Linked DNA regions of Homo sapiens: region 1 is linked to region 2. Evidence: chromatin loops called from intact Hi-C (ENCODE). Cell type or tissue: transverse colon. All regions are shown on one strand.

The links. Hi-C counts contacts between places; a loop is a spot of excess contacts. Peaks named below come from ENCODE experiments on the same cell type or tissue, not always from the same donor. Only the 100,000 strongest peaks of a DNase experiment are listed, where the experiment ranks them.
Region 1: it touches region 2 in a loop (5-fold over the local background); 1 of 110 quality-filtered maps calls a loop at or near these places.

What each region holds. Positions count from the first base shown.
Region 1 is chr3:191,950,456-191,955,455 of GRCh38, reverse strand. It overlaps the pseudogene LOC100129725. Among named protein-coding and RNA genes, the nearest start is that of FGF12-AS1, 290 kb to the left of the region's middle. In transverse colon, no CTCF peak of the experiment used is centred here; a DNase peak (open chromatin) is centred at 2,925.
Region 2 is chr3:191,712,078-191,717,077 of GRCh38, reverse strand. No RefSeq gene overlaps it. Among named protein-coding and RNA genes, the nearest start is that of PYDC2, 250 kb to the right of the region's middle. In transverse colon, no CTCF peak of the experiment used is centred here; no DNase peak of the experiment used is centred here.

The DNA of each region.
Region 1 (5,000 bases), 240 kb before region 2:
TACAGGCTCACGTTTATGTTTCTCTAAGCAAGGCTCTTAATTTTTGACTCCCTATCCACCTCAGGTTAATCTTCAAAATCCCATTCCTGCCTTTTATTTTGTTCTATACGAAACTGTTCTACATATCTGTGGATTAATGTTGTGGCTTCATAGCGACAAACATATCATAAAAATGTTAAAATACGTGGCTTGCTTAATACTTCTCAGTAATTTCCTTTGTTCCTATTTATTTGACATGTGATTCATATATTTATGTAATCATTTAATAGATGTCTACTTGAAAAGTGCTCTATGCAAAGCACTGGGGGAAGCGCTAGCAGAAAATGTAGACTCTTCTCTGAAAATGCTCAGCATAATGTTGGGAATGTAAAATTATTAAATCCAAATATAATTGACAATAGCAGCATGACCTGTGAAGAACGCAAATGAGATTGGAGGAGGAAGACTTGAATCATTTTCCTGGATTGAAGAGTAAATTACTGCGTGACATTTGGCAAGTAACTTCACCTTTCTCAGCCGTAGTTTCTTATTTGTAATCCGGGATTTGAATTATACAGCACAAAATTAAATTTCCAATGTATACAGGTCTCTGTAAATTTAGGAAATTAAAATTTAAGCAATGAAATGTTTATCAATCTGTCAAATATTAAAGGAATAAAAATTATAACTTGGCAAATTTCTTTGGAAATGGACATTCTTATAAACTGCAAGCAGATATGTAAATTGGTACAACCTACTTACAAGGCATAAAAATTTGAGCTGAGCATCTAATTCTTAGTTGCAAAAATTTTCATTACAGCCACATTTTAAAAATAGCTAACTGCATAAATATCTAAAATTAAGAAAGTAGATTAGTGTTTCATGGTCCATTTTAACCATTAATTCTATTTCTGGAAGCTATTTAAAGTCCCTACAATGTATCAGACTCAGTTTTAAGTGATGTATATGTATAACTCAATTTAATAGGCACTATTAGTACAGCCACATTGCAGATGAGGTAATAGTTAAACAATTAGCTAGTGCCCGGCTAAAAATAATAGGGTCGGGATTGAATTGAGACAACTTAACTCCACAGCCCAAGCTCTTAGGCACTGTACCAAGTTCCATTATACCATGCCATGAATGGTATGAATCCAAGGTAAAATATACTTGAAATAATTCAGAAATAATAGATGAGAACTGATGAGTATGTGACGGTGGTATATTCTTACCATGATGTACCACTTATAATGGTAGTAAAAATGGAAAGGGAAAAATAGCCTGATATATGTGTGGCAAGCATTGTGGAGAATCAAATTGAATGTTGAGGGAAATAAAATAAGTTAATGGGGTTAATCAATAAGGAGATCAATAATTAAAATAATAATGCAACTACTACTTATTAGGAACTTACTATATTTCAAATGCCATGCTGGTCATTTAATACACCATCTTACAAATTAATAAGATTTGATTAGTAGAGATAATTATGTTGGATTTCATTTTAAACTCCTGGGGTTTGAGGTGCCCAAGGGGCACCCTATTGAGATATTTATAGGGAGTGAAGATGGAAGTGAATGATGCAGAATAAATCAGAGAAGATGCTAGGAGGAGGTTCTTCTCAAGAGACATAGGAGTCTTAGAAAGCATAGGGCTAAATTGGTATCTACGTATCATATAGTGTGTGTGTCTCTTCACTGTTATCAGCATTAATTCTATAAGATGCAGAACTCACACTCATCCAAAAGAAATCAGTTCTTTTGTGTGTGTGTGTAACTGATCTAATTTTTCTTATTAGCCCTTACCTACTATGTGGTAACAAAACAAATACACAAATAGGTAAACTAACTTTAAACACTCTCTATTATCTGAACTGTCTCGGTGTACATTACTTTTCAAAATTAAGATAAAAGTAGAAGAAACAGTATAAACCCTAATTACCAATCACATAATTTAATAATCAGTAGCATTTGGCAAGTTAGTTTTTCCTTTTTTCTTACTCTATTTTTAGAAAGTTAATCACAAACGTCATTCCATTTTACCTCCTAAATACTTTATATGTATCTCTAAAAATCAGATTTTTTCTTTATATATTTTCTATGATTATTGTACCTTAAAAAGTAACAATATTTTAATACCACTTAATATACAGTCTTTTTTATTTATTTATTTATTTTTTTTGAGACGGAGTCTCGCTCTGTCGCCCAGACTGGAGTGCAGTAGCACAATCTCGGCTCACTATGCAGTCTATTTTTTAAATCCTCTAATTGTCCCCAATGTGTGTTTGTATGACTTTGTTCAAAGCAGGATCAAATCAAAGACATCAACTGAATTTTGTTAAGCCTGTAAGGTTTTTTGAAATTTAGAAGTGTCCTACGTTTTTCTTTTGATATACCATTGATTGACCTGCTGAAGACACCAGGCGGATTATCCTGTAGAATAACCCAACGTTTGGGTTAAACTCTTTCAGAGAGAATACGTTGGATGATGCTGGGTGCTTCCTACCGCATTATGTTAGAAGGCACATGACTTCCAGTTTTCCCACTGTTCGTGATGCTAAGGTGGATTACTATGTTACAGAGTTTGTGCAGCCTCTCCGGGCGGTGCTCCTCCGCTTCGCGCCGCTACGTGGGCCTGCCGCGCTGCTGCTCTGGACCTTGCCCCTGCCCCTGCTCAGCTCCATCGCCTTCACCATCGTGGCGATGCCCAGGATGGCGGCAGCAGGCCCCCCGCAGGATGGCTGCCAGAGCCTCGTGGAGTACGTAGGAGGAAGAGCAGCCGCTGCCATGCTCTTCTGTGGCTGTATCATGCTGGTGACCTGTTTCATCCTCACCTTCTTTGCCCTCTGTGCACCCCTGACGCTAGTCCTCCTAAGAGTGAGTTGGAGGCCTCCCTACCCTGGCTGCTGTGTTGCAGGTCATCTCCCTGGTAATCAACCCTGTGAAGTATACCCATACCTTCAATCTTCATGCCAACCCCGCCGTCACATCACATGTGTCACTGGACCCGTGGCTTCCCGTGGGTGGCCACAATTATCCTGATTGGCTGTCCTTTCTCCTTCTGCTGCGGCCCGAAGGGCGAAGACAACCTCCTGGGAGGCGCCAAGCCCAGGTACTTCCACATCCGCCTGGCTGGGGAGGAGACCCGGAGAAGACGCTGCCGAGAAGGACTCCAGAGGAGGAGGCTGTTTCCCTAGGCGACTTCCAACCTGTTTTTTGGCAGTGTTCACATTATTAAATTAGTAGAAAACGCTACAATAATTTGGGAGAAAATATTGTGTTATAATTTCATATTCACCTTTTATATATGTTTTTTGGAGTTGACATGTTTGCTTTCACTAACCTTATATCTATCCATAACAGTTATATTACATTTATAAGAGAATATAAACATGAAACTTATCACTTTATACAGTAAAAATGAAAAAGCCTCCAAGACTTAATAATCTGATCAAGTTTTTGTTATTTCCAGATAGAATGGACTGTATCTATTAAGGGCTAAGGAGAAGAGAGAGATATTAGTAAAAAAATTGTCATTGATCAAATATTCTATAAAGAAATGCAAAACAAAAATTTTTTGTGAGCCTTCAATTGTTTAAAGATGCAAAATAGTTTCCTAAATACATATAATTTGTGAGAATTTCTCATTAATATCTTGAATAATTAATTGGTTTTGCTAAGCTTCATGTTGACTTTACATGCCATTTAGGAAATGATTGTCTCATGGCCAAAACATGTTGCAGTGGTAAGGCCTTCTTAAGCAGTAAAATGTTTAGATGAAGTTTTCTCGTTTAAAATTCTTAAAGGGTGAGGGTGTGGGAAAATGCTATATTAATAAATAAATAAATCTGCACTGTTTCGTGTCTATATGTTCAGAACCAAAGTAGACTGGGTTGAAAGATGTACTGGGTCTAATTCATCATGACTCATAGTCCTGATTAGGTTGTGTAGTGAAGCATTAGAAGGGCCATTCCTATCACAGGAGTGCTATTAAAACAGCCTAAGAGGAAGAAACAGCTTGTGTTTTTTTTTTTTTTTCCCTCAGGCCTAACTGGGTTGTAGTCACATAGACACAGCTTCTGGTAGATTGCAACTGCAAGCAGACACCTACATATAGTTAAAAATCTGGTCTTTTTTGGTAAAGAGATGTAAAATGTCTGATGTAAACCATGCAACAGGGATGTGAGTTTCTCTGAAAGGCATATGTATGATATATCGGATTGATTATTACTATTTTTTACCATTTGTACTTACATAATGAAAACGAACTCATTTTATAAATCAAAGTATTATTTTGTAAGTTGTAGAATAAGCAATTGAAATTTTAATTATGACTTTTTCCCCATAAATGAGGTATTCTAAAAAAAGAGTTTGTATAGTTACATTTCCCCTTGCAACCAGATATTTTATGGGTTCATGTTTTGCATTCATGCAGTTATCCCGCTCTCTCTCATCATTTCACTTAATAGTTTCAATGTCCACTGTTGATCTTTGCTTGAATAAGTTATTTTATTAGGGTTGCAAGACTCAATCTCTTTTGGATAAATATTCAGTCTTTCAAACATTTCACACCTCACAAAAATATGCACGTTTTTTTCCCCCAAATTGATAGTTAGGTGCATGAGAGAGTTTACCATGTGCTTGAAGAAAAAAAAAATAGAGGTCCTCAAATCCATATAGAAACTTCTAGATTCTCTTAACTATGGGTATTCTTCAACTTCTGATCCATTCTCTTTTGTCTCAGACAGGACCTGGTGCTGCTACCTATCTGATTTTGTATCTCTGGGTTCTTGTTGGTGCTACATGACTTCTGCTTATCATCTACCACCTTCCCCCTATTGTCCATGGCTTAAGCTGTCCATGACAACACATTGCCATGAAGTTTCCTCATTCTGTGCTAAGATGTGTACTCCATGGAAGGACAAATGTTATTAAAACTGCTGAAACATGTACACCAGACCCCCGTGAAATCACAGGATTCTTGAGTCTCTTGTACATAAAGCAAGTATGGTTTGGGAAATA
Region 2 (5,000 bases):
CAAGACACATTCATTATCAGTAACATGTATTAGCAGACAAAGGCGCCAGATACTACCCAAGCATTCATGAGATGGAGACACCCCTGCACTAATGACAAATATTAAATGAATTATCAAAATACACTCTTATGAATGCTCTAACAAGAATATCTTTAAAACGCTTCTGAGAAAGGAGAGAAACACAGGCCAGGAGAATAGGCAAAAGCTTCACAGATGTAATAAATAAATGGGATAATATCTGGGAAAGTATTTTTCAAACAATAAAGATTTATACCATGTAAGAAATTATACTTGTTACTATAAATTCCTCCATCACAGTTCTCAATAATTTGGACATTTTTGGCATGTAACTTTGTACATGTAAGTATTCAAAATATTTCATGGACTGCCAAGGCTCATCATCTTTTTAAACTTTTCTTTTTGAGGAAAAAAATTTACTCAAAAGTAAATATCTCACCCATAAGTGAAAAAAAAATGCAGTTAATATTTTATCAATGCTAGTTTCTGCACAATTCATTGCCTGACCAACAAATCTTTTTTAAAACATATTATCTGATAGGCAAAATAATAGTTTTACAATGATGTCTACATTCTAATTCCCTGAACCTGTGAATATGTGATTTAAATGGCAAAGAATAATTAAGCAGATAAAGTTAAGATTGCTATTTCACTGATTTTGAGATGGAGACATTACTTTGTATTATCTGGATGGGTTCAGTGTAATCACCTGGGCTCCTTATGTGGAAGAGGGAAGCAGAAATGTCAGTATCAGAATCATGCAATGTGAGAAAGACTTGAAAAGCCATTGCTGGCTTTGAAAATAGAGGAAGGGGCCAGAGGCCAGACAGCTGGTCTCTAGAAGCTGGAAAGGCAAAAAAGTGGATACTCCTTTAGAGCTTTCAAAAAAGGAAAACAGCTCTGCCTGATTTTAGCTCAGTGAGACCCATTCGTGACTTTTGGCCTTCAGTACTGTAAAGCTACTAAATTCATATTGTTTTAAGCCACTAAGTTTGTGGTAATTTGCTACAATAGCAATAGATAAGTACTAGAGTTAACACTGATTTCATTAGGAAAACAAGTCCCATGAACATTTTATGGAAAACTCTGGCCACTGCTATTCTATTTTTATAGAAAACTCTGGCCACTATTATAGAAAACTCTGGCCACGGCTATTATGCTTTACATTACTGCAATTTATCACAAATACAGTGGCATAAAAGAATGTCTATTTATCTCACAGTCCTGTAAGTCAGAAATACAGACACACTTCACTAGGTTCTATTATTAGGCTCTTACATGGCTAAAATCAAGGTATTGGCCAGCCTGGGCTTTTATCTGGAGGCTCTGGAACTCTTCTTCCAGGGCAATTCTGCTTGTGAGTAGATTCAATCCCTTGCAGCTGTAGGCTGAGATCTCCATTTCTTTGTTGGTCACCAAATGGGGGCCTCTCTCAGGTCCTATAGCTGCTTGCATTCCTTCTCATGTGGCCTGCTTTCAGCCAGCTATAGTGCAGTGAATCCTTCTCCTGCATGAAATCTCTTTGACTTCCTCTTCTGCCATCAGCTGAAGAAAGAGCTCTGTCTTTATGGCTTCCTGTGATTATATCAGACCCACCTGGATAATATCTGTATCTTAGGGTCACATGACATAAGCATGGGTGTGATACTTCACCACATTCACAGGTTCTGGGGATCAAGTGGGAAATATTTGGGGGACATTTAAAAGAGTCTGACTATCACATTTATTTAATTGCATTCTTTTTAACATATTAGAATACTTAATGAATTTATTTATATGACTGGCTTACACATTGCCCTGTATTCTGATGTATTTCTTTTATGGAGACATTTTTCCAATAAAAGATAAGAGGCTTCTACGCACATAAATATACTATTTTCATTCCTTCATTGGCATTATGTTAGAAGCTAAAGATATAAAGTATTGTCAGGAATAGGTCTAATGGAACAATATTCTGAAGAACTAGAACAAGTGTAGACAAATTTGAAGAATGTAAAAAACATGAAACCCAGTGATATGGACATAAGACTTATTTGGATAATTTAAAGGCTGTGTGACCTAAGGATAAGAATCCTTAACATTGAATTATGTTGAGTCATTTCTGAATAAATTCAAAATTTATTCAGCAAATAACAATTATGTGCTAGAATGAAGAGAAAAACGATTAGTCTACTTACCCAAAGGGGTTTTTGAGGGTGAAATGAAATAATTTATGTCAAACTGTTTATAAAGCTGTGAAATGCTATTCAAATATGTATTAATAAAATTATTAGTACAGGTTCCTATTTGCTATCTATTATGTTTACATCATCAAGCAGAGTGCCAATCATATAATGCATGCTCAGTGAAAACAAGGATCCTAACCATCATCAATAAGAATATATGTGCATTACATTTCATTCCTCTTTTAATTATCACAATTTTCTATAGGAGGCCAAAATAATTTCCTGTGTCACTTCTTTATTCACCCATCTTATGCTTGGTTTGCTGTAAAGGGATTTAGTTTTACATTTGCTCAACTGCTTCCTGGTAAGGAAACCTTCCTGGCAGGAGAGGTGATGCAAGGTCTGACAAAAAAGGCAGATGAAACAACACCTCTCATGAGAAATGGCTGCTTTTGTCATAATCAACTAATTAAGTTCCCCGTAGCAGCTAAAAATCAACTAAAAATGGATTAAAGTCTTAAACCTAGGACCTGAAACCACAAAACTCCTAAAGAAAACATAGAGAAAAAGCTCCTTGATATTGATCTTGGCAATAAAATCAGAAGCACAAGCCACAAAAATAAAAACAGACAAATGGAACTACATCAAACTGAACAACTTCTGCAAAGCAAAGGAAAAAAATCAACAAAATGAAGAGGCAACCTAAAAAGTGAAAGAAAATATTTGCAAATCATATCATTAACCGTAATAAGGGGCTAATATCCAAAATATGAAAGAAACTCATACAACTCAATGGTGAAAAAACATAACCTGATTAAACAATGGGCAAAAGACTTGGATAGACATTTTCCCAAAGAAGACGTGCAAATGGCCAATAGACAGATGAAAGATGCTCAACATCACTAATCACCAGGGCAATGCAAATCAAAACCACAATGAGATATGACCTCACACCTGTTAGGTTTTGGCTATTGATGTGGTTTGGCTCTGTGTCCCCACCCAAATCTACCTTGAATTGTGATCCCAATAATCCCCATGTGTCAAGGGTGGGACCAGGTGGAAGAGAAGAGCCTGCAGGTGGATGACAATTCCCTCCATATCTTCAACTCATAGGGGTTCCATAGTCTCATTCTAGGTTGTGCTTGGCTTTCAGCAATTTACTGAACATTTTACCTGATTCTTCCCAGCTTTTATGATACTCTGGGTCTGCCCTAGGTAAGCCAGTGTTTACATCCCATCTGACCAAGGTGGCCTTACTATTCTCTTCAGCTTGACAAAACTTTAGATTGCTTTCTTCTTGACTGGGCCTCTGACCTCTCTTTTCTTAGGACGTTTACTCCAAATTACTTGTAATTGTAAATTCTTTCTCTGTCTCTTTGAAGTGTAACACTTTTTAAAAGCATATTGCCAGTTTTATAACCCAGGAATATTATTTCTCAAGGACCTGGGAGCCCTCCCTTTGAATAATAATCATCAAGGAAGATAGTAGCACTCCTAACTCCCAGCCGGGGTGGGAGGGTGGGGAGTAACTTCAGTGGATGCCATTATTTCAAGTTGCAAACTACCTTCTGTTATAAGGATTTGAGAAGTTAGTGTTTCCTTCAGATGAAATCAATTAGCAAACATGATAGCCTATGACTTTTCTACTTGCTTATTCCAGCACTTAGAAACCCTCCTGCCCTCTATTTCAGTGCAGTTGAGTTTGGGCTTAGACTTTGATTCTCTTCTGTTGTAATAGCCTCAATTATAGTCTTCCTTCCCTTTTTAACATTGTCTGCTGCAATTTTTTGGTTTGACAATGTCTTTTTAGAAGATCCAGTCTTTCCTTGGATTTTAGGCCAGTTGGGTTGCCCTGCAAACCTCAGCTCTCTGATTGGTACAGAAAAAGTTATTATTTGACAAATTTTACTGATCTTTGTTGTCATCGTCATGGTGGAAATGATACTCTTTCTAGCTTCCTGCACCTTAAGAGGGAACTTAAGAGGTGACTTAACCAAAAGAAGACATTTTATTTTCATCAAATCCTTTTTTGTTTTTAATTTAACATATGTTCTGCAATCTAGGCAATGCATTCAAATATTAAAACATATAACATTTATAAATAAATAAATGTAATTAGATTAGGGATTCATTATCAAGTAAATGAATCCTTAAAAAGGAAGCAAAATCCAAAGTAGTATAATCACTGGAAAATACATCAGAGAAGTTATATTCAGCCACGCTTTGGGAAATTTATCAGTAAAAGTCTATTTTCATTGTCTTATTGATATACTGTAATTGTACTCACAGAAGAAACAAATGAAGAACTTGATGTAATGTTTGAAATGTTTTCTTTCAGACATTGTGTAACAGGAACGATGAGAGTAGAAAAGTTGACAATATGAGCCTCCTTATTGTTCCGGATTTCTGCCCAGAAGCATTTAAGTCCAGCCTTGCATGGATCTGAGATAAGAAAAGTGATTAACATTCAGGGAGGATGAAAATAGGCTCAAATTTTAAAAATTAACTTAAAAAAATAAAGAAAATGACAAAGAAAAATAAAAATAGTTTTAAAATATTGGACATGGAAGACAGGCAAAGAAGCAACAATTTTCGTATTACTGGAGTCTCTGAAGAAGAAAAACAAAACAATGGACCAGAGACCATATTTTGAACTCTGATCCAAGCCAGAAGTACATAAAGACATTGAAAAGGTTTTCAAGGAACCAGGGAAAATTAGACCAGAATAATTATCCCTGAAACATATCCTAGTAGAACTGTTACAGTTCAAAGACAAAGGCAAAATTATCAAGACCTTCAGAAAAATAAATTACAAAT